Linked DNA regions of Homo sapiens: region 2 is linked to region 1. Evidence: chromatin loops called from intact Hi-C (ENCODE). Cell type or tissue: PC-3. All regions are shown on one strand. Links, peaks and the distances in the headings refer to the core of each region. The heading gives the core; the rest is flanking DNA.

Region 1 (14,993 bases), core at 2,479-10,478:
TATTATAGACTGTTTTGGATGTAAATCCTACACACCCAAGTCTTACCTGGTTTTAAATGTCCCCGGCAATAGAGTTGCCACATTTTCTTCACGGATATTTTGTTTAATGTTCTTAAGTATGTCCAGGACAGACTCCTAACTCCCTCTTTCTCTCCAAACAAACAAAAAAGAAACTATTTTGTCTTTTAAATTTAATCTACTAAAAAATTACTCAAGCTCTAAATCTTAAAAAGTAACTGTCCCTTTTAAGAACCATTTTGTACTTTTTTCCACCCCTCCTCAGCTGTATAGCTTTGCTTTGCCTTCTTTAGAGGATGTGGAAGAAGTATTTTTTCCTCTTGATTCTTTTGAAAGTATGGGTTTGTTTGGCTTTAATACTGTCATTTAGGCGTTTCTTATATGTATGTGTTTATGGTAGTTTCAAATTGTCCTTCAAACTATAATTTTCAGCTCATTCACCTGTTGTAGAGTCTTCACGATGATTTTTCTCTGACCAAACTAAATAAGAATCAGACCAGAACCCAAGCTCAACAAATCCAAGACAACTGAGCACATTGGCTAGTTTCATTATCTATGCGTCCCTCTGGTTCTCAGAAGATAACTGACTAAAGTTTCTTTCCTACTGTTTCTTTTTTTAAAAAAATATACCTATGCACATCAACGAATATCAGTATTTCAAGTTTTGTTTCAAAAGATGCTTCAACTCCATTATGTAAATCATGACTTAAAAATGTAAAAGAAATATTTGTACATAGACATTCAAATCAAACCCTGATTCCACAAGCTCCTCCTTATTTTGTTGACTTTATTTTTAAGAGGGAAGGCCATTTAATTAAAAAAATTCTCCTTTACTTTCCTTGTTTCCCTGCTCCCTTCCCCCACCCCTCCGATTGTCTCCTAGGACCAGGAAGTTTATATGTAAACAGAAGCCGTAATCAGACCCCTGACCTCCTCCGGGCTTTCAACCCAATGTTTCCACAGAGGGATTAACCCCAAATACCAACTTGCTCTCAGAGGCAAAATTGTTCCCCAGGCGGGTATCTCCAAAGGTTTTTCTTCTCTCTAGGCTTTCTCATTCACCCTGCAAATAAGTCTCCTCAAAGGGAGGCTTAAAGGCAGCCGCTGGAAAGCAAATTGCCGGGCAGGCTGGAGCCAGAACGAGGCTGAGAATTCTCTGGACCCTCAAGGCCCTTACTCCATCCTCCCCGAGTTGGCCGAGTGGTTGTGTTGCCTTCCAGATGCATGGGTGCTATGGGAAAGAGCCAGGTTGCTGGGTGTGTGTGTGTGTGTGTATGCACGCACGTGCACACCTGCTTTTGGGTTTACACACTGGGAGTCTCATGGACGGCTGGGCCTCATCTGGGCTGCCTGGGCATCTCAGGGATGCTGGCAGGGAGGGGCTTTGGGAGTGGATAGGTATTCGTGTTCCCCTCTCAGGGGAGACAGGAGCAATAGCACTGGCCTGTTGTACAAAACCACAGCTGTGCGCCTACAAGGCAAATGTTTGCAAGTCTTTCTGTTTTATTCTTCGCTGCAGGTCTTGTAATGTCCACTCAGGAGGGAATGCTTTGAACCGGGCATCAAGCTCTGGGCCGGATTCCAAGTCAGTCTAAAAACAGTCTGAGCTCCCCGCTCCCCCGACGCCCGGACAACCCCGGTCCCCTACTTGCTGGGCAGAATGGATAAAAAAGTGGGTTCTCCCTTCTGCCTGCCCCTCCCTCCTGTCGGGTCCTCACACTGCCTGAACAGCCCTGTGCTAAGCCAAGGCACGGACCAGACCAGGAGATTTTCTTATGGCAGAACATCTTCTCCCCATCTGGACCCCAGTGCTTTCTCACCAGAGAGACAAAGTATTCATATTTTAAAGGCTCCACGTAGCATGTCCAGAAATTTCCCATGTTCTTCAGCAGGGTAGGGGTGGGGAAAGGGCCCAATGAGGCTACGGACTTAATAGCTCCTAACAGCTGTGGAAAGTTTGATGCAGCAGGAGCACCCAGACAGAAAATTAAAAAACTAATAAAGTCCTCAGTGTGGGGGCGCTGGCATCAGGACAGCTTTACTTCTCCAGACACCTAATAAAGAGACATTCCGGGACACTAACTCATAAGGGAAATCCGCAGGGGTCACCGAGAACAGTGGAGAGCAAACCATGGAAACACAGCAGTCACTCACATCACTGCAGGGAAGTTTCGTTTGCTTCTCCTCTTTTTTCCCCCTTTTCTTCAGTTTAGAAAAATGGCAGGGTGCTCAGGACCCAAAGAAATACCACAAAAAGGGGTGATTCCAGAAGTCCTGGATGTAGAAACCTCACGTTCATGGGCAGAATAAGCGTGAGGCTGATGTTTGACACTTCCGGTGATGGTGGCTGCAGAGGGCATTGAGATGGGAAGGTGGTTTGGCTTCAGGAGGTAGCAGAAAAAGGGGGTTTTGAGAATTGAGGTTTATCCACCTGGATTTTGTGAAGTACCATCCTTACAGTGGGTTTTCTTTTGTGGATTCTCCCACTGGGGATACTTGGTCATTTTGGATCTGAGTTTCTTGTGGTCTGCTAGGTGATGGGTTGCTGGTTGAGACTTTTGGTTTTGAGGGGCATTTATGTTATTTTGACTTGGTTCTCAAGTTTGGCTGTCTATTTGAAGAAAAAATAAATGGTGACTTTGGGCATTCAGCCAAACCATTCATAGTCAGTTGTGGAGAGACTCCGTTGAGTTGGTGGTGCTTGTCTTCTCACACAGATAATGTACGGGTGTAAAAGATGGAAGGAACGAAGCAGCCAGTTAAGAAAAGAGAATAAAAAGTGGGGAATAAGACAGATAAAGCATCTGCAGTGTTGAGTTCAGTTCAAGTTTTTGAGAGAAGCTCAGGTTATTTATCACTTTCTGCCCATTATTCCAGCTAATTTGTAGTCTGGAGACCAGCAGTCAAACCTGTTCCTTGACATTACCTGTCCACAGCAGTGTTTGCAACTGAGTAATGTCACACTTGCTCTAGAAGAATATAGTTTCATATTGTGCAAATTAGTGAAACGGCTTTTGCATATTGATCTTAAGAGAATCCTTGTATAGATTCTCTGAGGTCTCGTGGTGTGAGGGCAAGAGAACGGGAGACAGGAGATCTGGGCCCAATCCCAGCCAGCACTGCCACTAACGGGACTGGGTTGCTTGAACAAGTCACTTGCCCTGCACGACTCAGTTTCTTGTTCTGTAGGATGAAGGGAGTGAGACATAACTTCTAAGGCCTCTGGCTGCTTCCACACACTGTGAGTCCCTGAGGTTGGAAGGTTGGTCTCTGCACTGGAGTTCCTGGCTCTCCTGTGTTAGAAAGAGTGTTTTCTCCTGGCTTTCCATTCAGTTGCGGCTTGGCAGAGGCAAAGCTGCAGTCTTTGGGTGTGTTGCAGGAGAGGTCTGTGGTTTTGTGAGCAAAATGAAATATGGGCTTTTGAACTTCTCAAGTTCAGCAACCCTTTTCTGGCCTTTACTGTTTCTCTCTGGGTTTCTTTCTGTCTCTCTGTTTTCATTAAAAAAGTTTTTTTTTTCCTCCATGAGAATAGTCCCATATTTTAAAAAAGAGCAATGTTTCTGTGGGGTGGGAATAGGCTACCTTCTAGTAGGGAACACTCCCTGAGGGAGGCCTGGGAGGTTGTGGCTCAATCTGAAAGGATCTCGACCAGTGCTTCGTAAAATTTGCAGCGCATGAGAATCACTTGAGCATCTTGTTAAATGTGGATTCTGGCTGAGTAGGTTTGGGTGGGACATGAGTTCTGCATTTCCAGCGAGCCCCCACGTGATGCTCGCTCATGGACCACACTTTTATTACCAAGGCTAGATGATCCCAAGTCAGGCCTCCCCTGAGCTCCTGTAGAGTGGAGAACTCACAGGATGGGGACACTGTAACCAGGTTCTTCAGCCTGGGGCTCTTCAGGCCTCTAGGTTCAGCCTCAGCCTAGAATGAACCTGCAGTCAGCTCTTAACATAGGGAATCTTATCCCCTGGAAGGCTGGGCTGTCATAAACTGGCTGGGAATCAGACTCTATGGAGGTTCTTACTTTTGCTGTCTGACCCTCGAATGGTTTTCTTTTTTCTTTTTTTCCTTTCTTTTTCTTCCCCTGGCTTTGGGAGAAGAAAAATTGGACTGTGGGGTAAAGAAGAACAATGCCTCAATTAGCTAGAAAGCTACAGTATTGAATTAAATGAGCCCCATGCTATGGCTCATTAACAACATCCTATTACTTAGCAAGTCTATAACTAGTGTTTCAGCTAAAGAAAGAAATGTAAATCATTTAATACACCTTTCCTAATTGAGCTGTGCACCAGGGGCACCCTCCTAATGGTATTATGGCACCAATTACCTCATCAGAAGAGAAGAGCTGCTTTTATGACAGGTTTTGGAAATTAAAATGGCAGAGAGATGTCTTTTAGGAGGAGTAATTCTGGGCTGGGCTGTGCTGAGCAACGAGCAGGGGCTGAAAGGGCACGTGGGGCCCGGGTGCTAAAGGCGGGACGGTGACCCCTGTCTGGTCTGACCCCCATCTTGGGGATGAGATCTGAACTTAGTCTTTTCATACTGTCTGGTCAAGAATGTGAGCCACAGTGGCTCTTGTACTTCAGTGTGTATAAAATCCACTGGGGAAGCTTGTTAGAAATTTAGATTCCAGGGCCCCACCCTGAGATTCTGACCCAGGAAGTCTGGGCTGGGCTCCAGCCAAACCATACTTGTAATAAGACCTCTGGGAAACTCCCTTGCAGAAAGCTGAAAGACACTGTTTCGAGAAACATAGCAGAGAAGGTCCCAATGATTTCCACCAAAACCCAACTACGTGTCTGCAGGTTCCTCTATTACTAGGGGTTTTACCCGTCCCAAAGACCGGATTGAATGAGACTTATTTTGGTTTGCTTCTTCAGACACAGCACAGCTACCTTCCTCCTTTTCTCTCTGCTTAGCCTGCTTTGGTTGGTACATGGGGTAGAGCAGTGGGGCAAACGGGGATGACTGTTTGCTTGGGTGTTCACTCTCTGTGTGATGTCGGGCAGGGCATTGTACGCTTGGGGCTGCAGTTTCCGCACCTCAAAATGTGCATGGTCAGGTAAAGGGTATGAACACGTTATTGATCAAGACACTTTGTCTTTTTTGCGACTCAGTTTTCCTTATCTATAAGATGAGAATGTTGCGCTTTATGAATTTGGCGAGTGTAAATAGGAACTGAGATTCTCTTTCTGGCAGCTTTTCATGGTTTCCTTTCTGTGGCAAGGAAAGGAAGAACTTCAACCTCCAGATTTTGTGTAAATATTGAATCTATAGCAATGGTTTTGTGGAGTGTTCCAGTTTCCTAGGCTGATGATTAATGTGGTTTTCTCTGTGAGTGTTGAGCCTTCTCAAAAGGCTTTTCCTGCTATTCCTGTGAAATGCACAAAGGCAAAGTGTTAGTCCTGCTTTTTTCTCTATTGCCATGTGGAAGGGGGAGCAGATGCATTCTGCATTCCTCACAGGGCAGAAGACATGTCAGCTGACAGACGTGGGGAGGCAAAACTGGCCTTAATCTGATATGAATTTCCTGACAATTACAATGACCTCCCTGATCCCAGACCTTTGCTGGCTTTATATTGCCTATCACATCACACACAGACTTCCCTGTTTGGCCTGCCGTGTCCCCATCATTTGGCTTGAGCAGGCTTTGTTAATCCTATATCCTCGAAGTAACTTGAATTGTGGGGCTTTAACTCACTTTTATTTATTTATTTATTTATTTATTTATTTATTTATTTATTTATTTTTATTATACTTTAAGTTCTAGGGTACATGTGCACAACGTGCAGGTGTGTTACATATGTATACATGTGCCATGTTGGTGTGCTGCACCCATTAACTCGTCATTTACATTAGGTATATCTCCTAATGCTATCCCTCCCCCCCTCCCCCCTTAACTCACTTTTTTGATGCTCGCTCTCCAATCCACATTTCCAACTAGGTCCTATTCTACATGTTCAACAGCCCGCAGAGCTCCCCCAGTGGACTATGTTGTCATTACTACAAACCTAAAACGTCCTCAGGCACATCCATCAACTCTCCCTTACCCTTGTTGCTCTTCCCATTGATCTCTAGTTCCAGTTGCAGAAGCATGGTCTAGGGTTAGGAAATGAAACATAGCTTGGAAGATCCCAAACCTCCTCATTTTATTAAACACTCTATAGCTAGAATCTATTGCTTTGAAATAGCTCAGAGTTTAATAGTCAGAAGAAATCTTTTCCAGTTCTTACAGCCCATACCGTTTCTTCTTCCAAATCAACAATGAAACGTCTCTAGGTTTTATAGCTTTTGGGTCTGGTTAAATCTCATGTGTAGGAGAGAATGGTCTGTTGGCAGCACACGTGCAAATGGGGTGTGTAGACAGCATAAGCCGAGTGTAAATCCATGGTAGGTGCATGCCAAAGAAGGTCACATATGTCCGTTTTCATTAAGAAAAAGTGCAGCCTCTTGTGTGAGCAAAGGTATTGTCCTGATCAACTTGCACTGATTGAAACATGCCTGGGGTGCTTCTTAACTTATTATTATATTATCGTATGTGTATTACCTTTCCGAGCTGTCAAAGATGGTGACTTTAAAGTCGGCCATTACTAAGTCATTTCTATCCATTTCTTTCTGAATTTCCACGAATTCTTGCTTTATTTGTTTTTATTCTACATTATGTGGCAATTAAAGCATCATGACAGTTATTTACATGCTATTCACTTTTTCAATATTTATCTAAATGTCATGTAAGTTTTCCGTTTTAAATTCTACTTTGATACAAAATATTGTGACCCTGTTTTCTTTACAAATTGAGTCTTTGTGCATGTGATGTATTTGCTAGCTTATCCTTTCTTATTCTAATGCTTTTCTTTATTTGAGGTATATATCTTGGGATGATAGCATATTGATAAGTTTAGTTTTTCAAATATGGGAGCTAAAGCCACTTACATTTGTTATCACAGTTACCATTTTTGTTTTAACTTTAGTCCAGTTGCTTATGCTTTCTGGATTTTAAAAATATTTTCTTGCTCTCTGCTTAAAATTGTTTGTGTTATGTTGTTTGTATTTTCTATTTTTCCACTAGTGATATGGAAGGTATAGGTCCTATTTTAAAATTCTATTGGGATTGCCCTGAAAATTTTAAAAATACACGAATCTATATTTTCCCAATTTTTGATTTTTAAAAATGCTACCTATTGATTGTTTCTTATGCAAGGTGAAGAAATAACCTTTTATTTTCCCCTCCTTCCTAAGTTCACTCAGTTTCTTATTTTATGTATTTAATTTTGGACTTTAGACTCAGGGGTTATCTTTATTTCCAACGTACTGTTTTATAAACATTTTCAAACATACAGAAAAGTTGAAAGAATTCTACAGTAAACACCCACGTGTCTACCATCGCCATTTTCCTATACTTGCTGTATCATGTTCTGTCCATCTATCAACCCGTGTTTAAAACAAATGCATTTCAAAGTAAATTGAAAATATCAATTGCTGTAGTTTGATGTTTGATTCTTCCAAATCGCATGTTGAAATTTGATCCTCAATATTGGAGGTAGGGCCTAGTGGGAGGTGAGGTGGGGCCTAGTGGGAGGTGAGGTGGGCCTAGTGGGAGGCCTTCAGGTTGTTGGGGTGGATCCCTAAGGAATAGATGAATGCTGTCCCTGGTATGGGAAGGAATGAGTGAGTTCCTGCTCTATTAGTTCCTTAGAGAGCTGGTTGTTAAATAGAGCCTGGCAGCTCCCCTCCTCCTCTCTCTTGCTCCATCCTTCACCATGTGGTCTCTGAACACGCTGGCTTCCCTTTGCTTTCACTATGAATGGAAGCAGCCTGAGGCTTTCACCAGATGCCCAGTCCCTCATCCAGCTGAACTCTGAGCTAAATAAACCTTTTTTCTTTATAAACTACTCAGTCTCAGCTATTCATTTATAGCAATGTAAAACAGACAAAGACATCAATATACTTCTTGAATACTTCTGCATAAATATCATTAACTAGAGTTTAATAATTGCTTGCAGTATTTTTCTTTGAGGCAAAATTTACAAACAATGAAATACACAAATTTTAAGTGTGCATTCATTGAATTTTGACAAAGGTGTGCCAGTTATTATTTTAAAAATTATTTTCTCTTTCAAGAATTACTGTTTTGTATTTAAAATGTCTTTTACAACCATACTTTAGAGGATGTTTAATTGATTTTTAGCAACCACTATGACAGCTGGGCATGCTAGCTCATGCCTGTAATCTCAGCACTTTGGGAGGCCAAGGCAAGAGAATCACTTGAACCCAGGAGTTCAAGACCAGCATGGGCAATGTAGTGAGACCCCCATCTCTACATTTTTTTTTTTTAACTGAGCATGGTGGCATGTGCCTGTGGTCCCAGGTACTCAGGAGGCTGAGGTGGGAGGATCCCTTGAGCCCAGGACACAGAGGCTGCAGTGAGCCAAGATTGCACCACTGCACTCCAGCCTGAGCAACAGAGTGAGACCCTGTCTCCAAAAAAATAAATAAATAAAATAAAATAAAAATAAAGTAACAACCATGAGTTCCATTTCATTAGAACTTCTCCATTTTTCGTTTTGAATAATTTCTAGTTGGCTGGAGTATGATTTAAGTAGTTTTTTCAAAAGTAATGTCAGTGATATGGCTTAGGAATCTGAATAATTGAAAATTTTTGTAAGAAAATGTAAAGAAATATAAGAAATTTTTTTCAGACATGAATGACAACTTAAATGAGTTTAGAATTCTTGACTAGCAGGCAATTTTTTGCACTCAAAACTATAAACATTTCTCCATTTTCATCTGATGTTTAATGTTATAGAGCTATCTGATGCTAGTCTATATTTCTATCTTTGTAGGTAAGCTAACTTGTTTCCTGTCTAGGTAATTGTAAAATGCTCTTATTGTTCTTGAACTTGAGTTCATCTGCTAGTTGAAGTCTTTAAGGTAATTTTGCCAGGTACTTCGTGAGATCTTTTGATGTGTAAATGTACATTTTTATTCAATTATGGCAGACGTTGGTAGTGGTTCCTCCAAATCCATAGTTTTCTTCTTAGAAACATAATTCCTGATATGCCTATGGACACATAGCTGCATGGAATAAAAAATATTTCGCCTTCCTTATGGTTTAGTTTCACAGCTGTCACGGATAGCTGACCCTGGTCTTAATGAAAACATCAGCTCAGGAAAGTTTTCTTCTTTTATATTTTATTTTGTTTGTTTTATTTATTCTGCTCTTCCCCGCGCCCCAGGAACATCTCTTCTTTGTGATTTCTATATTATCTCTTCTTCAAACGCAACAACTTTTCTCTCATTTTTTATATCACTTTGCCTTTTTCCTCCTTATTCCATGGCAGTTTTTCAGGTTTCTCTCCTGCATTGACAATTTTGTCTTGTCTCAGTGCCTGTTCTACTCTTTCTCGCTTTGAGTGAAAATTGTAATTTACTATTTCTGTTTTAGTTTCCTTAACTTTTGTGATTTTGTGATTTTTCGCCTCTGCTGAGCCAGTGCCCTGCTCATTGCTGCTTTTATCTCTCATTTTTCATCATTTGATTTATCTTTTATTGGAATTTTTATGGAACCTAAATCTGAGTTTCCTAAATTTTGTAATTCATGTTTGCTTTTTAGAAAGATACTTTCTTTTTCTTTTTCTTTTTTTTTCCTTTTCTTTCTTTTTTTTTTTAGATGGAGTCTCACTCTGCTCCCCAGGCTGGAGTGCAGTGGTGCCATCTTGGCTTGCTGCAACCTCCGCCTCCTGGGTTCAAGCGATTCTCCTGTCTCAGCCTTCCAAGTAGCTGGGATTATAGGTGTGTGCCACCATGGCTGGCTAATATTTGTACTTTTGGTAGAGATGGTATTTCACCATGTTGGCCAGGCTGGTCTCAAACTTCTGACCTCAACTGATCCTCCCACCTCAGCCTCCCAAAGTGCTGAGATTACAGGCATAAGCCACCGCGCCCAGCCAGATACTGTGTTTTTCTGTATTTTGAGCCTAGTTTTTCTGTCTTATATAATCCCCATGTTGGTTCTCTTTTACTTATAAGAAACGAGAAAAAAGTATGTCTAGTTCTGCTGTTTGTTCATAAACAATGCGAGTACATTTTTTTTGATGGAAGTAAATTTATGTGACTGCTTAAGACGTGCAACAGATGGAGGGGAGTAGAGAAGAAGCTGGGATCAAGGGCAGACAATAGGGGACAGAGGCAGAAGGAGGGAGCTGGAATTACCACAGGCTTAGGGAGAGGACTGGGGCTCCTTGTCTGCACCCTTCTCTACCAGTGATGCAGCTGCTGGGTCCTGTGCTGACTTTCTGCATTTCATTTTCTTTCTGCCTGACTTAACACTAGGATGAAGCTGTGTTTTCTTCTATCTCCTTCCTTGAGTTGTTGTCCACAAGGTGAAGTTGGCTCCCTTGTATAATATCCGTGTAATGGAGCCATTGTGCTTATGCCGGGGTCTCCTACTGCTACTGCTTTCAAATGCTCCTCATCTACAGCTGAAGCAAGTCCTGGTCTTCTTACCTAACCTGCACACGACACTCCCTCAGCCCTCCAAAACTGAAGTGGGGCAGTCATGTTTGGTGGGGATCTCAAGGTCCTTCTGCCCTTTACTTCCTATAACCACTGCTGTTTTTGAGGAAGAAGAGCTGCAAGACTGTCCACAGTGTCTCCCGTCCTCTGGTCCCATCTAAGCCATATTGAAAAGGATGGTGCCAATTTCTACCATGTGGAAGGTGCACTTGCCTTGTTCCCAACATTGCTGTAGTACTTTTTCTCCCCTTTCACCAAAGCTTTTCCTTTTTTATGCTTCTCTGGGTTGTTTCAGAGGGGCTGTTGGTGTAGAGGAAGTTAAACACTTAAATGCAATGCCTTGTTACCCAGAGGTCTATAAAACACATCCTTTAAGGCTTTTTATATTGTGAGAGCATATATTTTATGCTATAAATTTATTAAAAACCATCTGAGTCTTTGCAGCAGCACAGGACTTGGAGTCAGAAGACATGAGCTTCAGCCCTCACTCAGCCTCCCATTTACTCATCTTTAAAATGAGAATAGTACCTTGCATGGAATGAGATCAAGAATATGAAAGCATATCTACATCCTTAAAAGGTAAAAACACATAAGACATGGCAGCCATCCTTTCTTTCTCTTTTTGCCTCTCAGGCTGAGCCCTGTGGTATGGAAAGTAATTGATAAATCCTTACTGTTAGTTATTGAAAATGAAAGTCCAGGAAATACTGAAGAATAACTAAGGAGAGAAAAGGAGTGAAAGAGTAATTGAACACATTATTACTATCTTCTTTGATATTTATGTTTATAAGCTTTCTTTGAACCTGTGGTGTTGTCTGCCTAGAAAGTCCCAGATTTTATTAACCATTTTCATATTTTCTCTCCAATCCTTCCTTCTAACCCTGTCATTCCCCTAACACTCAAAATTTATTGTAGAAAGGTGTTCTTTTAAAGACCTTTATAAAGAAATATCATTATCTATGGTTCAATGTCACTTTTAAAGTTGTCCCTTGATACTTTTTGGAGGCTACTGGATATATTTAATTTCCAAACACTCTTGAAAGTCATCCAACAAGTTCAAGCAGGGAGAGAATGGTCAGGGTACAGGGTGTGTGAGGAGATTATGCTGTGAGTTGGCCGGTATCATTTATTATGGGTAATTCAACAGGTGCCTCAATAATTCCTACTGGGAGGTTTTCCGTTCAGCTTCCCCAAATGGCTCCATTTCAACATCCAACAGTGACACTGTATTCTCAGAATTAGATTAGCTAAGCACAGGGCAATGCAAAATCCACTGGAATGATCCAAAAGAAAGGCTTGCTCCTTCATCAACAGTGTTAGCATGAAATATGCTTCTGTTTATTTAAAATGGTAGAATTCATCAGCTACTTGAAAACTCCTGTTCTTTGAAGTGGAGGTGTACATTTCATGTTATATAGTTCAGTCCTGTCTATGTAATTACATACGTAATTTTGAGCACTTACTCAATGTGAAACCCTATGCTGGCTGCTGTGGAGGTTAGAGAGATGAGTAAGACCTAGCCTTGGCTTTGCGAATTTACACATTTGTTGGGAGATGGCAGCCTATGTATCATCCCATCATAGGACAGATGTAGAAATTAGAAATGCAAGCAAAATGCCATTGGGTTAGAAAGGAAAACTTGAAGGTGCTTCTTGGTAGAGGAAGACTTCAAGCTAAGCAATCTTGCCTTTATTTATTACATAGACAATTGTTGAGTGGCAAATTGGTTCACGCGCTATACTATAAATAGTCAGGGAGAGCCAATTTTAGTTGTGTAATTATTTATAGAAGAATAAAGTTCAACAGGCAGAATAGACCAAGGAGGGCATTCCAGGGAGGAGGGACTGAGTGCAGACCTTCTGGTGACACGACGTGTGTGTGGGAGTGAGTGTGGGCTATGGGCTACGGTGAAGGTAATGATGGGATATAGATCTGAGCAAAACTGCAAAGGGCTCTAATGCTCAGTAAAAAAAAAAATACATTTTATTCTAAATTGCATTTTTATAAATTGAGCAAATCTAAGTTTACTGGGATTGTTCCCTATTAGGTATAACAGTTGGAGTTGCACTGGCTTGGAATCAGACCAAACTTAGAATTTGAGCTGTGTCATTTACCAGACCCAGTCACTTAACTTCTGATTCTCAGCTTTCTCGTCTGGGAAAATGTGGTTTATGAGGATTAGTTTCAAGGAGATAGGGGAAGGCACCAAGGACATTGCCCACCCTTTGGTAGGCATTCAACAAAGGTCAATTTCTCTTTTTCTCTCCCTTCCGCATCCTCCCCTCTCTTTCTCGTAAGAGGGCTTTGATGAAGCATATGCTCCGTAATGTCACTGAGTCATCTGGCATGATTGCTAAGCATTTTCTTAGACTTTTCTTAGACTTGCTCAGGTTCTGAAACCTGAGCAAGTATCAGAAGCACCTGGATGCTTATCAAAACACAGTTTGTGTGCCCCCAACCCTAGAGTTTCTGATTCAGTGGGTCTGGGTGTTGGGGGGCGGGGCAGGGGGCAAGAATTTGCATTTTTAAGAAGTTCCCAGATGCTGCTCGTATGGGAACCACATTTTGAGAGCGTCTAGTTTTTCTTATTTTGCCCTGGGGCAGACCCTGTCGGATGCTTCCCTAACAACCATCCCCTTTTCCCTGCTAACAGAGTCCTGAGTTGTTTTGGCAGTACAGAGAGATGCTTTGATTTCAGGGCTAGGCTTTTTTTTCTATCTCAGTGCCAGAAGATGAATGATAATGGGTCTAAATTGTCGTAGTCATCTCAGTTCTCTTGGCCATTGATTGATCTCAGGGTGGGCAGTCAAGTTAGTTCAGTGTCCTAACTTAGAGACATGAGCTTCAGCTACACTCCTTAATTTATGAAGAACTTCACATTCCAATTAAACAGAAATTATAGAGCAACACTAGAAATCTTCCAGAAAATGCAATTCATCCCAGGCTCCTTTATAAAAGCAATCCTAGCCTCTGACTTTGATCATCTTTTTTCACCTACCCTTTCATCATACTTGGACCCTCCCAGCTCTGCTACCTTCCACTGTCCAGATCAGTGCAAATTTGTTGGAAAGACCAGTTTTCAATCACACAAACATGTATGTCCATTGCCCTGTTGACTGTGACATTTGGCCACCGTCTTCTGAACCCCTAAGGAAGACTGAAATCCTATCATTAACTAACTTTTGGATCAGAGCTGGGTATTTATGATGGAACTTAAATTAGTTACCATCACTAACAATATTTTCTTTAGCATTTGAAGAAGTATTATTTCAGTTAAATGACCATAGTAGTTCACCCATTTGTTCATTCATTCATTAGGCAAATTTTTATTGGATATTCTATGTGCTACAGTGCTACAACATCATCCCTCTCTATGTATGCAGTTACTTATTCATAGTTTATAAAGCACTTTCAAAGCATGAGGGGCTAGGGACTAAGTTATAATGGAGAGGAAAATCAGTGCATGCAATAAAATATGCTTCTCTCATTGTACCTGTAGGTATTTGCTAATAGAGTTGTGTGTAGAGGTACACACATGTTTTTATTTGCTTTTTATAACTGTTATGTTACCGTAGTTATGAGCATATGAACATACATGTTATTGCTTGCATCGTGTTTCTGTACTCTGGTTGTGGATCTTGATTCCCTCCCCCCATTTTATCATTTTTTAATGTTACTATCAGTAGCAAGGTAAGAAATTAATTCGATATGCTGTTTTCTATTAAGAAAGAAGGAATTGATAAGTCCCTGTCTGCTCAACATTTACTTTTATTTCTGCTGTCTGCCACCTGGCTTCTGATTGTCATTCATTAATTACTTCGTAATTAATTCCACCTACATTTCCTGAGCAGAGTCCACCTAAATTTGGCACATTGGAGAAAGTAGAGACTAATAAGCTCAGGACTCTGTCATAAGGGGCTCACCATACAGTAAAATACATAAGACATGCAAAAATCACTGAAATGTAACACAGCAGTCAAAGGATACGTGTAATAGGAAGAGAGTAGGTAGGAGAGCAGAGGAGAGAGAGAGGACTTCTGACAGGAAAATCAAAGAGGCCTCCATGCTCTATGTGGAAGGACCTGTGCACTGGACTGTCAGAGATCCTGCAGGATTTGGGAACTTTGACTGAATTGGAGATTCTGGGCTAAATTATAGAGAAAGAGCTGTCTTCACTCTGTGCCTGAGAGGCCAACAAACCCCATCCGATGAGATTTGGATAACACTGATCAACCAGGCCAAATCCTGTTACACGAATGCAAAAGGACTGTCCCAAATACTGGGATCTGTCTGGAATAGCTCTTACTATGTATCATCTCATCATAGGACAGATTGAGCACCAAACAGCTCATCTGCAGAAGCTTGTTAATTTTTTGTGTAGAGGTTTGGGTGAGATGGTTTGCACATTTGCTGGAAGGAGGCTGACCTGTATACTTTCTTAGGAATGGGGAAAAGCT
Region 2 (14,993 bases), core at 3,550-11,549, 130 kb after region 1:
TACACACATTATTTGTAAGATGTAAAAAAAGGGAACAATCCATGTGTATCAATAGAATAGTTATATGCTGTGTATGCGTAATTAGTGTCTTAACCTGTTCAGGCTGCTGAATACCTCAACTGGGTAATTTACAAACAACAGAATTTATGGCTCATGGTTCTAGAGGCTAGGTAGTCTAAGATGCAAACGTCAACAGATTTGATGTCTGGTAAGGCCCTGTTCATCATAGATGGCACCCTTTTGCTGTGTCCTCACATGGCAAAAGGGACAAACAGGATTTTTTCAAGCCTCTTTTATGAGGGTACTAATTCCATTTATGGGGGGAGAGCCTTTGTAACCCATTCACTTCCTAAAGCCCCCACCACTTAATACTATTGGAGATTAGATTTCAATATATGAAATTTGGGTGGGACACAAACATTCATACCATAGCGGGCAGACAATGTAATACTATACAGCAATGAAAAGAAATGAACAACAGCGACCCAGAACAACATGAATGAACTTTTTTTTTTTTTTTGACAGAGTCTTGCTCTATTGCCCAGGCTGGAATGCAGTGACACAATCTTGGCCCAACCTCCACCTCTTGGGTTCAAGCAATTCTCCTGCCTCCGCCTTCCGAGTAGCTGGGATTACAGGCACACGCCACCATGCCCAGCCAATTTTTGTATTTCTAGTAGAGATGGGGTTTTGCCACGTTGATCAGGCTGGTCTTGAACTCCTGACCTCGGGTGATCCGCCTGCCTCAGCCTCCCAAAGTGCTGGGATTGCAGGCATGAGCCACTGCGCCAGGCCCATGAATGAATCTTAAAAATAAAATAGTGAATCAAGGAAGTCAGACACAAAGAGTACATACTCTACGGCTGCATTTCTATAAATATCAAAAAGAGGCAAAACAAATGTGTGGTGTTAGAAATCAGGAGAGTGTTACTATCCTGGGGAGGAAGGAGAAGACCTGAAGGAACTTGAGGGGGGCTTTGGCCTGCTGGTAGAGCTTTTTTTTTTTTTGTCTCGATCTAGGTGGTAGTTACATACGGATATTCACGTTGTAAAAGTTTGCCAAGGCTTTAATGTAATTATCTGATGCATATTATAATTAAAATGGAAAGTTTGTTTTAAAAGTACCAGTGCTTGGTCTCCACCCCTATGGACTCTGGTTTTATTGCTCTGGGAAGGAGCTCAGCCCTCTTAGTGGTGTAAAAATTTTCCAGGTGATTCTGATATGCAGTCAGGCTTGAGAAACACATGCTGTGCTTGATTAGTGGCCTCTCTCTTTGGACTTGGAGAATGCTGGCCTGTTGTTTTCACCTATTGGCCAGTCCCACTCAGCCTTTGGTTATGAATTAGATTAGAAACGTAGGAGAGAAGGGCCAGGTGCGGTGGCTCCCGCCTGTAATCCCAGCACTTTGGGAGACTGAGGTGGGAGGACTGCCTAAGCTCAGGAGGTTGAGACCAGCTTGGGCAACATGATGAGACCCTGTCCCTATAAAACAATTCAAAATTTAGCTGGGTATGATGGTGTGTGCCTGTGATCCCAGCTACTCTGGAGGCTGAGGCAAGAGGATTGCTTGAGTCCCGGAGGTTGAGGCTGCAGTGAGCTATGATCATGCCACTGCTCTCCAGCCTGAGTGACAGAGCAAGACCCTGTCTCAAAAAAAAAAAAAAAAAGAAAAGAAAAAAAGAAAAAAGAAACTTAGGAGAAAGGGCAGGGCTTGAGTCATCAGCATATAGACAGTCACTGTCTGAAGGTGATGGAGTTGGGGGATATTGGTTAGAGATTGGTTGGAGATGGATCCCAGAGTTTAGGGTGATATGAAAAGAAGTGAACTAGGAGAGAACTATAGACTTAGAGAAAATGGGGAAACCAAGAAACAGAAGCACTGGATGAGGCTTCTTGGCAGATACAATAAGGTGAATGTGTGAGGCATGGGGAGAGTAGGAAGTCACGGTAATTGAATGGATCCAGAGGTTCAAAAGCTGGCAAAGCAGTGGCATCACAGCTTGCCTTGCTCTCAGTATGGCCTGCTCTCAAGGCTACCCAAGCAAAATGACTGATGTTGACGTAACTGCATGTGCTTTTTCATTATCCTTCCTGGGCCAGCACCACATTTGACCCTTTTCCTAACCACCTTATTGGCTTACCAAGTCAGTGGCTGTGTTCTGAATGTGAGCTCCAAGGCTGCCACCAGTGACTGGGCTTGGTAAATGGTTCCCTTTATAGGACTCTGGGTGGAAAATTGGAGTTGTGGTTAGATTAGAATCATTTCCAACTGTGCTCTGTGGAAGTCCTGGAGACCACTGTTAGGTGGCCAGGACAGGTTGGAGGAGAAGGGAGAAGACAACTGCCACCCCACTCCTCTGAATTTAACCAGAATGGAACTTTTCTGTTTTACACACTGGATTCTGCAGCTAGGAAAACCTGAAACTATGTGTTTAATTATCACCAGGGTCCCTTCTAGTGCTAAGAATCTGAACTTCCCCTCGCTCCTCAGTTGGGCAACAAGTGAGTTAAGACTCCTGGCCCCACCTTGAACACTGCTGTCTTCCCAGGGTTCTTCCTTTTCACCTTCCAAAAGCTACCTCTCTTCCATCTTCTCCCCTCACCACCTCAGCTTTAGAAGGAAACATGTTCGCCGGTGCCTGAGAGGCTGTCTGAGGAAACCTGCTCTCAGAGCACAGGGAAGCCGCGTCAGCATGCTGCCCTGTGCACAGCTTCCTGGAAGGGGTCTGCTTACTTTTACTATTGCACTGAACAAATGGAAAAGAATTTGGGACCATTGCAAAGACCTACAGCCAGGGCAGCAAGGATGGTGGTGGGAGCCCAGCTGAGGCTGGGGCTAAGATTAAAAACTGGGCTACTCTTTACTATATAAAAGGAAGCAAAGCCAGGACTTAGCAGAGTGCCTCAAAGTATCACCAAACTGAGGGAACAGAAAAGATTTTCAGCTACTCTCAGTAAAGGGTGTTGCTATTTCAACTTCCAAAAGCAAAATGAAGCTGTAGCCTGCAAAGGAATGAAGTCATCTGTTCACAGACCCACAGGTGGAAAACTTTCTAAATAACATCGCTCAGCTTCCCACATTTGAGAACACAAACATTGAAGCCCAAGAGAAGTGACTTGCCCAAGGTTACAGAGACAGAGGCAGAATGTGTGGTTGGGGGAAGGAGCACTGTCTATAGGGTCAGACAAGCCTAAGACAGATCAGAACTCTGTGTGACCATAAGCAAATTCAGTAACTGTATTAGTCTGTTCTCACACTGCTAATAAAGACATACCCAAGACTGAGTATGTTATACAGGAAAGAGGTTTAATTGACTTACAGCTCAGCATGGCTGGGGAAGCCTCAGGAAACTTACAATCATGGCAGAAGGGAAAGCAAACACATCCTTCACATGGTGGCAGGAAGGAGAAATGCCTACCAAAAGGGGAAAAGCCCCTTATAACACCATCAGATCTCATGAGAACTCATTCAGTATCACGAGAACAGCATGGAGGTAACCACGCCCATGAATAAATTACCGCCTACTGGGTCCCTCCCACCACGTGTGGGGATTATGGGAACCATAATTCAAGATGAGATTTGGGTGGGGACACAGCCAAACCATATCAGTAACCTTTCATTTTCTCATCTGTAAAATGGGGGTAATAATAGCTACCTAGCAATGTTACCATGAAGACTAAATGAGAAAATATTTGTGAAATGCCTGACACAAAATAGTGTTCACTAACTAGTAGGCATTATTAGAATAAGGTATAAATTCCCATTGTGTACATTGTGTACATATGGTCCCTTTGAATGACAAGGAGAAACTCACAATGACAGGGCTGTGTTGGGCACTGCCTGGATCTCCCTGGGTGTTTAGTGGAAATACTACCCTTGGGGGTGAGATTTTTCTGCAGCTATCTTCATGGTTCAGGAGAGAGAGAGTCCTTCTTGTCCTTCATGAAGTTTTATGGTGACTTCTGTGCCAATTCAAGAGGAGCTTCTGAATCCGTTTGGACAAAGACAACACATGAACCACTGTGGGGCCTCAATTCCCTGCTGAAAGACTGTGTTCGTTCATTCAGCAAATACACATCTGAGCACCTACTCCATGTCAGACACTATTCTAGGTGCTGGGGATACAGCAGTGAACAAATAAAATCCTGTCCTCATGGAGCTTACATTCCAGCAGACCCTAACAATTCACAGGAAAGTGGTGACAGGGCTGATGTCAGGCTCTGAGGCCCTTCTGTTCAGAAGGCTCTTCCCTTACATTGCCCCAGCCCCTTTCTCTTTTTCCTTCCCACAGCCTCGGCTCTGTTCCCTCCTCCATTCTTATAATTCTCCTTTTATAAGCCACTCTCCATTTAACTGGTGGATTTAAAGCAAATAGCAATTGTGTTAAGAAGCAGGAAATATGATACTTTACACAATGATGGAGAAATCAGAAAAATTAAGGCTTGTATAAATCTCTTCTCTAAATTGTGCCCATAGGCCAATTAATTAAGCTGCTTTTGCCTTGTGTCTGTTGCAGCTGATACATTTCTTTCTGAAAATGGCTGGCCTGCATTAGAAGGGCCCTCCCCACTCCCAGAGCTCAGGTTTGGGTGTGTCTTTTAGAGTAAACATAGCACCCCTGACCCCACCTCCTTTATCACTTGGCTCTGGCTGTGAAAAGAAAGAGAAAAAAAGTAGGTTTGTTTAGTGTGAACTCTTTTTCTGAAGCCAACAGGGAGAACAAGATTTGAAACAAGAGGAGACTGAGTTGGGTTCAATGGTTAACCAGTCAGATTAATGAATGCTAGAAGGAGGAAATAGCCAGTAAGTAAAGAGGCAAGAAAAAATGTCTCCCCGTGGTTCAAAAGCCAACTAAAGTTTACCAAGAGCTGTGACCTGTGGTTAAAATGTCCTCAGAGGCCAGCTCTCATCTGATTTCAACCTGAAGCCCCATTTCCTATCAAGAGAGCCATTTGGCTCCTCTCTTAAGCTCAGCAGCCCTGAGGTGTGGTAGCCTCACGCTGACCCATACAGAATGCAACAGAACTGTCCCTGCTGCAGAAGTCTCAGGGTTCTGCCCCAACTGCATAGACTTCTTTCATGGAACCGGCTCCTCTATCCCCACAAGGCTTCTCCCCAGCACAGCTTCTACCTAGAATCAGACGGAGAGCTTTAGACCAGGTAAGAACTCTGGGCCAATGTAAATCAGGAGCGCCAGGCTGTCCCAGCCTCTGCCCTGACTTGCTCTATGAGTTTGGCAAATTCCTTAATCTGCCCATGCCTCTCTTTCTGTGTTGTTAACATGATGATGTTGGCCTAGAGCAGGGGCTGGCAAACTTTTTATGTAAAGAGACAAATATAATATTTTAGGCTTGTAGACCACATGGTCAGTATCTCTCTCAACTATCCAAAGCCACCACTGTAGCATGAAAGCAGCCACAGATGGGTTGTAAATGGAGGGGCGTGGTTGTATTCCAATAAAACTTTATTTACAAAGACAAGTGGTGAACAAGATTGGCCAGTGGACTGTATTTTGCCAACTCCTGGACTAAATCTCTAAGGATCTTTGCAACACTGAAATACCGTACTACCTGGATTGTTTTACAGAGAGAAAACGGAGGCGTGGTGACACCAAGTGACATGCTCCAAGCCGCTGAACATGTTGGTGGCAGAGCTAGAACTCGACACCAAGTCTCCTGGCTTTAGTCCACTGTGGCTCTCAATCCTCGCACACGCAGAGCACAGACCGTTTTTGGTACACGAGGCTTACCCTGGGAACTGCCCTCCCTCTGTGGCTTGGCGAGGGGGGTCGGGGGAAAGGGTAGGGAGGATGTGAGGGGTGGGGAGCAGTGCTCTCTCTGCCTGTTTCAGGAAGGCTCTCTGGTTTGGTGAGAGCCCACACTTTGTTAAGTGAGATAAGGGACACTACAAGAAAAGGAGGGGGTGGGTGGGCAGAGGACATCACGCTGCTTATTTTGAACCTGGGAAAACTGTGCCTTAGGAGAGGGAAGTCCTGCATATTTCATGCTGTGACTTCTTGCTTCCAAACTGCGTATGCTGGCCTCCTTTTCACCCAGATGGTGCTGCAGGGAACAAGGCCCCACCAGTGTGTGCTCTTCCTGTGTGTCCAAATTTCCACCAAAGAGGGCTCCTCCCAGGAGATTGGCTGCCGAACCTGTTCTTCCACGGCAGAAGCGGCGCAGCTAGCCCAGCACGACTCTGCTTATTGTTACGCTTCTGCCACATGTGTGTAAATTTGTAAGGAACTTGCCGCTCCTGGCTGAAGACCCAGGGAGCTTTTGCGCTGTTAATCTGTTTTCCTTTTTGCCCTCAGCCTTTGCTCTTCAGGGGAGAGGCCGTCGATAAGGTCCAATGGGGTGGGGTGACACCTCTTGGGCTCAGAATCTCAAGGGTCCCAAGGTCCAGTCAGTGAGAGCCTTCTGTCTACATGCCACCCTGTCCCCTCTGTGTGGAGCCCTCAGCAGGACCCTGGCCACAGGGCTCTGGAGCAATAATATTACCCCATGACAACTGTCGTGACTGCTACCTCAAAAAGTAAGACAGTCCTGCCATCTACGTTCATGGAGCTCCGAGGAGCAGCTCAGTTCTGTTTGTTGTGACAGGATTTTATAGCAAAATTTGCATGAAAGACATGAAGCTCAGCAATTGGTTTGCGACAGAGGCGTTTTCTTGCCAAATGAGGAAGTGAGATGATCAGAACTGGCTTTAGCATGAGCCTGGATTGGGGAACTCAGCTGGTTCTGGGCTCATACAACTTCACCTGTGAAGGTATATGGAATTCATGGTCAGCCCACATCTTCTAGCTGCAGGTTCAGTTCAGGGTGATCCCTACCTGGAGTTCTAGACTACCAGGCCAGTTTTGGAGGGTCCCGAAGGTATGAATAAGTGGTCCTGCAAACCCCAGCCCACCCTCACATATCCTAAAAGAAACTATGGCAGTTGGAGCCTGAGTTTTCTGGGTGACTGCTTCTCTATCTTTGTCTCTCTCTCTCGCCCACACCCGCCATTACTGCCAAACTCAGTTGCAAGGATTCCTGACCTATTTTTGCTCTCTAGCCTCTGCCTTTGCTGACAATGTCAGCCTCTGCTTTGAAAGCCCTTCCCTCTCTGGGCTGCTTCCATTAGTCCTTCAGCTTCCGAATCTTATGGCTCTCACCATCCCTTTCCTTGTGTTTCTGTTATTCATATCCCAAAGCCCTTCCAAATAGTGATATTCTCCAGGGCAAGGATCCTCTCCAATTTATTATCATATCCCTGGATCCTCCTATGACCTTTGGCATAGCTGTTGGAGGAGTGAGCAGATGAGTGAGTAAGTAACTGATCTTCTCCTCACCCATCCTCAGAGGAAGACCACGGGACAGGTGTGAGTGGTGCCTCCCAAAGATACTCCAAATACCAACCCCTAGCACCTGTGGATGTGACTTTATTTGGAAATTGGGTCTTGGCAGATGTCATTAAGTTAAAGATCTTGAGATGAGATCATCCTGAATTTAGAGTGGGCCTTAAATCCTGATAAAGAGACAGAAAAAGAGAAGACACAGAGACATACACAGGAGAGAGCCATGTGAAGCCAGAGGCAGAGATTGGAAAGATTTATCTATAAGAAAAGCCAAGAACTGCCAGAAGCTAGGAGAGAGGCATGGGATAAATTTTCCCATTCCTCACACCATTCACAAAAATTAACTTAAAATGGATCAAAGACTCAAATGTAAAGCTAAAATTATGAAAACCCCTAAAAGAAAAGATGGGATAAATCTTAATGACCTAGCATTAGGCAATGGTTTCTTAGATATGACTCCAAAAGCATGAGCAACAAAAGAAAAAATAGTTAAGTTGGATTTCATTGATACTAAAAATATTTGTATTTCTAAGAACACCACCAAGAAAGTATAAAAGACAGCCAAAAGAATGGGAGAAAAATTTTGCAAACCATATATCTGATAAGGGGTTTGTATCTAGAATATATAAATAACTCTTAAAACTCAATACTAAAAAGACAATGAACACAATCTGAAAACGGTCAAAAGACTAGGTGCAGTGGCTCACACCTGTAATCCCAGCCCTTTGGGAGGCTGAGGCGGGAGAACTGCTTAAGCCCAGGAGTCCTCATCAATTTCTTTTTGGGCAGGAATGTTGTTGCATGCCTATAGTTCCAGTTACCCTGAAGGCTAAGGTAGGAGGATGGCTTGAGCCTAGGTGTTTGAGGTTACAGTGAGCTATGATTGTACCATTGCTCTCCAGCCTGAGCAACAGAGAGACACTTGTTCTCTCTTTTTTTTTTAAATAAAGGCAAAAGATCTGAAAGCTATTTCTCCATAAGACTATATACAATGATCAATAAACACATAAAAAGATGAGTCATTAGCTATCAGGGAAATGCAAATAAAAACCACAATGAAATTATATAACACTAGATGGCTGTCATAAAAAAGACAAATAATAAAAATTGTTGGTGAGGGTGTGGAGAAATCAGAATTCTCATACGCTGCTGGTGGAAATGTAAAATAGTGGAGAGACTCTGGAAAACAGTCTGGCAATTCCTCAAAAGGTTAAACATAGAGTTACCACATAAGCCCATTCTATTCCATTTCTAGGTATATAACCAAGAGAAATGAAAACATACACCCATGCAAAAATTTGTGCCAAAAGTTCATAGTAACATTATTCATAATAGCCAAAAAGCGCAAACAACCCAAATGTCCCAAATGTCTATCAAGTGATGAATGGATTAAAAATTGTGTTATACCCAAACACCAGACTATTACTCAGCCATACGAAGGAGGTGCGCACTCACGTTACAACACAAATAAACCTTGAAAATATTATACTAAGTGAAAGAAGCTGGTTACCAAAAAAACCCCCACATATTATATGATTCGATTTATATGAAATGTCCAGAATAGGCAAATCCATACAAGCACAAAGTAGATTCTTGGTTTCCCAGGGCTGGAGATGGAGGAGATGAGGGAAGTTAAGGGGTGACAGCTGAAAGGGTGACAGCTAAAAGGGATGGAGGTTTCTCTGAGAGGCTGGGGAAGATGTTTGAAATTGTACTGTGGCAATGGTTGGTGGCACAGCTCTGTGAATATAGTAAAAGCCACTGAGTGGTACAATTGAAACCAGTGAATTGTGTGGTATGTGAATTATATTTCAATAAAAAAAGTACATATCTAATTGATATAAAAAGACTGGACTGGAAACACATTTGCCAAAATGTGTGGTGGGTTATAGGTGGTATTTATTTTCCACTTCATGTTTTTCTCTAGTAACCAAATTTTCTCCACTTCACATGGTTTATAGATTCTTCTCATAATCATAAAAATTACTAATATAAAAATTAATAAGTAAAAGACTAGATGGTTCCCTTCCCTTCTCTTCCCTTTCCTTTCCTCTAGTGGAAGATTAATTACTTAAATGGCACGTCAATTGTACTGAAGTGTAATTAAAAATGCAGATACATCTTAAAAGCAGAGATATCTTCATCAAGGAAACATTCTTTCTTTTTTAAAATTTTATTTTATTTTAAGTTCTGGGACACATGTGCAGAACGTGCAGGTTTGTTACACAGGTAAACGTGTGCCATGGTGGTTTGCCGCACCTACCAACCCATCACCTAGGCATGAAGCCCCGCATGCAGTAACTATTTATCCTGATGTTTTCCCTCCCTACTCCCCACAGGCCCTGGTGTGTGTTGTTCCCTTCCCTCTGTCCATGTGTTCTCATTGTTCAGCTCCCACTTATGAGTGAGAACATGCAGTGTTTGGTTTTCTGTTCCTGTGTTAGTTTGCTGCGAATGATCGCTTCCAGCTTCATGTCCCTGCAAAGGACATGGCCTCATTCCTTTTTATGGCTACATAGTATTTCATGGTATATGTACCACATTTTCTTTATCCAGTCTATCATTGTTGGGCATTTGGGTTGATTCCATGTCTTTGCTATTACAAATAGTATGGCAATAAACATATGTGCGCATGTATCTTTATAATAGAATGATTTATATTACTTTGGGTATATACCCAGTAATGGAATTGCTGGGTCAAATGATATTTCTGGTTCTAGATCCTTGAGGAATCATCACACTGTCTTCCACAATGGTTGAACTGATTTACATTCCCACCAACAGTGTAAAAGCGTTCCTATTTCTCCACAGCCTTGCCAGCATCTGTTGTTTCTTGACTTTTTAACAGTTGCCATACTGACTGGCGTGAGATGGTACCTCATTGTGGTTTTGATTTGCATTTCTCTAATGATCACTGATGTTGAGCTTTTTTTCATATGCTTGTTGGCTACATAAATGTTTTATTTTGAGAAGTCTCTGTTCATGTCCTTGGCCCACCTTTTGATGGGGTTGTTTTTTCTTGTAAATTTGTTTAAGTTCCTTGTAGATTCTGGATATTACACCTTTGTCAGATGGGTAGATTGCAAAAATTTTCTTTCATTCTGTAGGTTTCCTGTTCACTCTTGATGATAGTTTCTTTTGCTGTACAGAAGCGCTTTAGTTTAATTAGATGCCATTTGTCAATTTTTGCTTTTTTTGCAATTGCTTTTGGCAATTTCATCATAAAATCTTTGCCCATGCCTATGTCCTGAATGGTACTGCCTGGATTTTCTTCTAGGGTTTTTATGGTTTTGGGTTTTACATTTAAGTCTTTAATCCATCTTGAGTTAATTTTTGTATAAGGTATAAGGAAGGGGTCCAGTTTCAGTTTACTGAATATGGCTGGCCAGTTTTCCCAGCACCATTTATGAAATAGAGAATCCTTTCCCCATTGTTTGTCTTTGTCAGGTTTGCCAAAGATGAGATGGTTGTAGATGTGTGGTCTTATATCTGAGATCTCTACTCTGTTCTATTGGTCTATGTGTCAAAACAGACCTTTTCTACACAGCATCCTTGACAAAAAGGTCCAGCCTCCACTGCCACCGCCCCACCCCGCCCCCACAGTGACAGGAGCAAGCTCACTTCATCCCTCAGCACCATGTTCCTGAGGACTAGCTCTGAAGCTTCTGTCTTGTGTTGAGTTGAAATAGTTCTCCCTAAAGCTCTCCTTGTGGGTCCAGTATTGCCTTCTGAAGCCACACAGAAGCATCCTGTTTCCCTTCCATACAATAGCCCTTTAGGTATCTGTAGATAAGCGGGCAACTCCTGGAGACTTCCCTGCTTCAGAAGAAATACTTGCAGCGCCTTCTATCATTCCTTGCATGATATATGTGTCAGCAAGACCTGAGTTGCAAGCAGTAGAAACCCATGCTAGCTGACTCAGGTAGAAAAGACATTTCGTTAGAAGGAAATGGGAGTGGTCACAGGATTGGCAGAACAGTTGGAAATCCAGCTGGAGAAATAGACAGGAACAAGCCAGAAGCACACTGAAACCTATCCAAAAGCATCCCAGGAGGGCACACTGAGTGCCGCATGGAGCCTGCACCACCATGGGGAGGAAGCAGCCACCGCCTTCCTGAATCGTAAGTCTCAATCAACCATGCAACGGTGGGAGCAGCAGCTATTTCTCAAGAACTTATTGGGGAAAATAGGTAATAGAATTTATCTGGATACCAATTTGCCTGTTAGGTCAGCTTGACTTTCTCTAAAGCCTCAGGCATAGAGTTATCACGGACTGAGTGTTTGTACGTCTCTCAAACTCATGCGGAAGCCCAAACCTCCGGTGTGCCTGTCTTTGGAGACAGGGCTTGTGAGGAGGTGGTGATAAAGGTTAAATGAGGTTGGAAGGCTAGGGCCCTAATCTGATAGGGCTGGGGCCCTTATAAGGTGAAGAAGAGATAGCAGAGCTCTCTTTCTTCCCAGTCGGGATACAGTAAGAAGGCTGCCGGCTACAAGCCGGGAAGGAAGGCTTCACTCATTACCAAATTGACCAGCACCTTGATCTTGGATATCTCAGGCTTCAGAACTGTGAGCAATAAATTTCTGTTTTTTAAGCCACCTGCTCTGTGGTGTTTTGTTAGGTCAACCCAAGCTAACTAATATAAATGGGTTGGCTATCATTATGTGTTTCCAACCATCCAAAATTTCCACAAAGCACAGTAGCCCTTTGAGAGACATGAGACCTAGTCATGACCCAGGGTTTTCTCATTCAAGCACTGGAGTTGTACTCACAGTGGTGCTGTTGATGTAGTTTATTCTAGGGAGCATCACATGAAGCAGAGAAAGGATCATTCAAGGAACCACGGGATTTTTGTAGGATTTTAGGAACCCTCTAGGTGCTACCCCCAGTCCTGAAAGGAGCACCAGGCAGACTATGCACAGGTTGCTTGGGAAGATTTTTTTTTTTTTTTTTTTTTAGACACGGGTTTCACTCTTGTTTCCCGGGCTGGAGTGCAATGGCACGATCTCAGCTCACTGCAACCTCCGCCTCCCGGGTTCAAGCGATTCTCCTGTCTCAGCCTCCCGAGTAGCTGGGACTACAGGCATGTGCCAACATACCTGACTAATTTTTTGTTTGTTTTTTTGTTTTTGTATTTTTAGAAGAGACGGGGTTTCTCTGTGTTGGTTAGGCTGGTCTTGAACTCCTGACCTCAGGCGATCCGCCCTCTTCGGCCTCCCAAAGTGCTTGGGTTACAGGCATAAGCCACTGCGCCCAGCTGGGAAGCTTGTTAAAAATATAGATTGAAAGCTCTACCCTCTGAGAGTCTACTTTTGTCAGCCTGGGAGAGGACCCAGTGTATTTTGAACAGGTGCTCCAGGAGACAGGATTAGGCAGAATCCAGATTGGGAATCCTACTCTGGACAAGCCTCTCATCCGCAGATGGGAAAACAGGCTAAAGTTGAAGACCCTGGGTCCAAGGTCACCGACTGCCAGGTCAGACTAGACCAGCACTTGGGTCTCCTCATCTCTGGGGTATTGGTCTCTGTCTTCACCGCACTGACAAGTCCTCTGTATGGGAAAGAGTCTTTATTGGAGACTCCAGACGGTGCCTGGAGAGGGACACAGAACTCTGCCATGAGAGAGGTGGTGGGGGCAGTGGAGTTCTGACTGGGAGAAACTGTACAGTCTCCCAGTAACAGTTAACTTAGAGCTGGGCCTTACAAGAGGGTGGGCAGGATTCCTTAGAATAAGTAGGTTATTGGGAATTTAATAAGCAGATGGGGGTGGAAGAGGATTCCAGGTGGAGACAACAGCTTGAGCAGAATCCTGGCTGGTGGTGGGACTTTGTAGGCAGAGTGAGAAAAGATGGCAGCCCCATGTGGCTGCCGCAGGCCTCGTCCGGGACACTGAAGCACGGCAGGTGCACTTGGAGTTGAGGCTTGAATGGCAGGTTGGGGCTGAAATTCTGTTGTAAACCCTAAAGCCTCAACAACACCCCTGGGCACATAGAGATGCTCGATGAATACCTCATAAAGCCATTTGATAGCTCGCTCCAATTTTAAGAAGCAAAGAATGAGTTGAGATGTTTGTAAATCATCAGAGAGAGATGGCTCCTTATGACTCATGGCACCCAATTTGGAGTAAGGAGAATCTGCCTCAGAGGAAAAAAACTGTGTACCCCAAAATCCTACCAAGAAAGAGGTTCCCTCTGCTCACATTTCCACTGAGCTCTTCCAGCACCCTGGCATCTATATTTTTTGGCTCCTGGTGCCTTTTTTTTTCTTTTTTTTGAGACGGAGTCTTGCTCTGTCACCCAGGCTGGAGTGCAGTGGCATGATCTTAGCTCACTGCAACCTCCATCTCCTGGGTCCAAAAGTGATTCCCCTGCCTCAGCCTCCCGAGCTGTTGGACCACAGGCATGCACCACCATGCCTGGCTAATTTTTTTGTATTTTAGTAGAGATGGGGTTTCACCATGTTGGCCAGGCTGGTCTCGAACTCCTGACCTCGTGATCCGGCTGCCTTAGCCTCCCAAAGTGCTGGGATTATAGGTGTGAGACACCTCACCGGCCTTGCTCCTGGTGCTTTTAATGCACGCGAAGGAGAGGTCAAAAAAACACAAGGTGGAAGTGGGACTTTCCTGGGTGATTCAGAGCAGTGGTTGCAGGTTTGACTGTGCTGGGAGTCAGGTGAATAGAGCATGCTCTACCCCCTCTTATCAGCAATCAGCCATCATGATACAGGCTTTTCCTGAGGGCACAGGCAGATGCCAAGTAGGCACAGAGTCAGATAAGTGCAGTCCCAGTTCATGCCAGAGGCTGTCCCAGGCCCCACCCGCGACCTCACACCACCTCTTGCACACTGCTCTTGGGTCCCAGGAAGGAGTGTGGCCTCTTTTTAAGGTGACCGTCTCAGGCAGCTTGCACTCTTGTGCATGTAATATGAGGTGGTTGCTGTGTTAGGGTCCTGGAGGATATCAGGAAGGGAAGAGGTGCTGAGAGATGCTTAAAAACCTTTCACTCTGAAAGGTGGGATGGGCTGCTGCACAGACACATACTGAGTGGGGTGGGATTGCCTGGGGGTGCAGGAGATGCAAGGGACCGTTCTAAGGAAGCTCCCAGGTTCCAAAGGAGCAGCAGTGCTTTCCTGGCTGGGTTGCTGAGAAGGCATTAGGGCAGGGTAGCTTTTGAGTTGGAACTTGAAGATGGAGATTTGGAAGTGACCGATGGGAAGAAGCAAGGGAATGGCCTGAAGAAAGGGAGAGAGAATGAACATTCCAGGCCTAACCACCAGTCCTCGGCCCCAGTTCTTCTGCCTCCTGCAGGGACATGAGGCAGAGCCTCTCTGAGCATCCGCACTGTTCAGATCACAGTTCTAGGCGCTGACCTGTTTATAAACTGAGTAGTGGCTAGACCCTGCCTTGTAGGAGCTCAAACACTTAGGTACACCAGGATAGCTCTGATTGAAACCAGACTGGTATTTTTCTCTGAAGGGCCCTGTTCCTCACCTGGTCAGTCTTGCCTCTCATGATCCCACACCCATGAGTCCTCCCCTCATGCAATCGACTCCCCTAGCCCTGTAGAAAGCTGTGCTTTCCTTGCCTCATGGCGCTAGCTTCTGCTGTTGCCTGCATCTAGAGTGCCCTTCCTGCCATGTGTGACGGTCCACATCTG

Evidence for each region. Peaks named below come from ENCODE experiments on the same cell type or tissue, not always from the same donor. Only the 100,000 strongest peaks of a DNase experiment are listed, where the experiment ranks them.
Region 2: a loop joins it to region 1, with 6 times the contacts of the local background. A loop is called at or near these places in 3 of 110 quality-filtered maps.

The regions. Positions count from the first base shown.
Region 1 is chr3:193,961,369-193,976,361 of GRCh38, reverse strand. All of the region lies in intron 1 of LINC02026 (long intergenic non-protein coding RNA 2026), which reads left to right. Among named protein-coding and RNA genes, the nearest start is that of LINC02026, 35 kb to the left of the region's middle. RefSeq lists an enhancer at 13,981-14,993. In PC-3, for the core only: a CTCF peak has its summit at 6,039; DNase peaks (open chromatin) are centred at 4,701, 4,961, 5,321 and 5,991; H3K4me3 peaks cover 1,497 bases; H3K27ac peaks cover 1,865 bases.
Region 2 is chr3:193,833,821-193,848,813 of GRCh38, reverse strand. LINC02038 (long intergenic non-protein coding RNA 2038) reads left to right here and starts at 4,805. Exons shown (of 3, transcript NR_146718.1): 1 at 4,805-5,162; 2 at 5,589-5,736; 3 at 6,059-7,986. It overlaps LOC105374284 (a long non-coding RNA gene), which reads left to right and starts at 11,343. Exons shown (of 4, transcript XR_924841.3): 1 at 11,343-11,462. RefSeq lists a silencer at 6,111-6,294 and an enhancer at 13,825-13,884. In PC-3, for the core only: no CTCF peak of the experiment used is centred there; a DNase peak (open chromatin) is centred at 8,493; H3K4me3 peaks cover 655 bases; H3K27ac peaks cover 1,575 bases.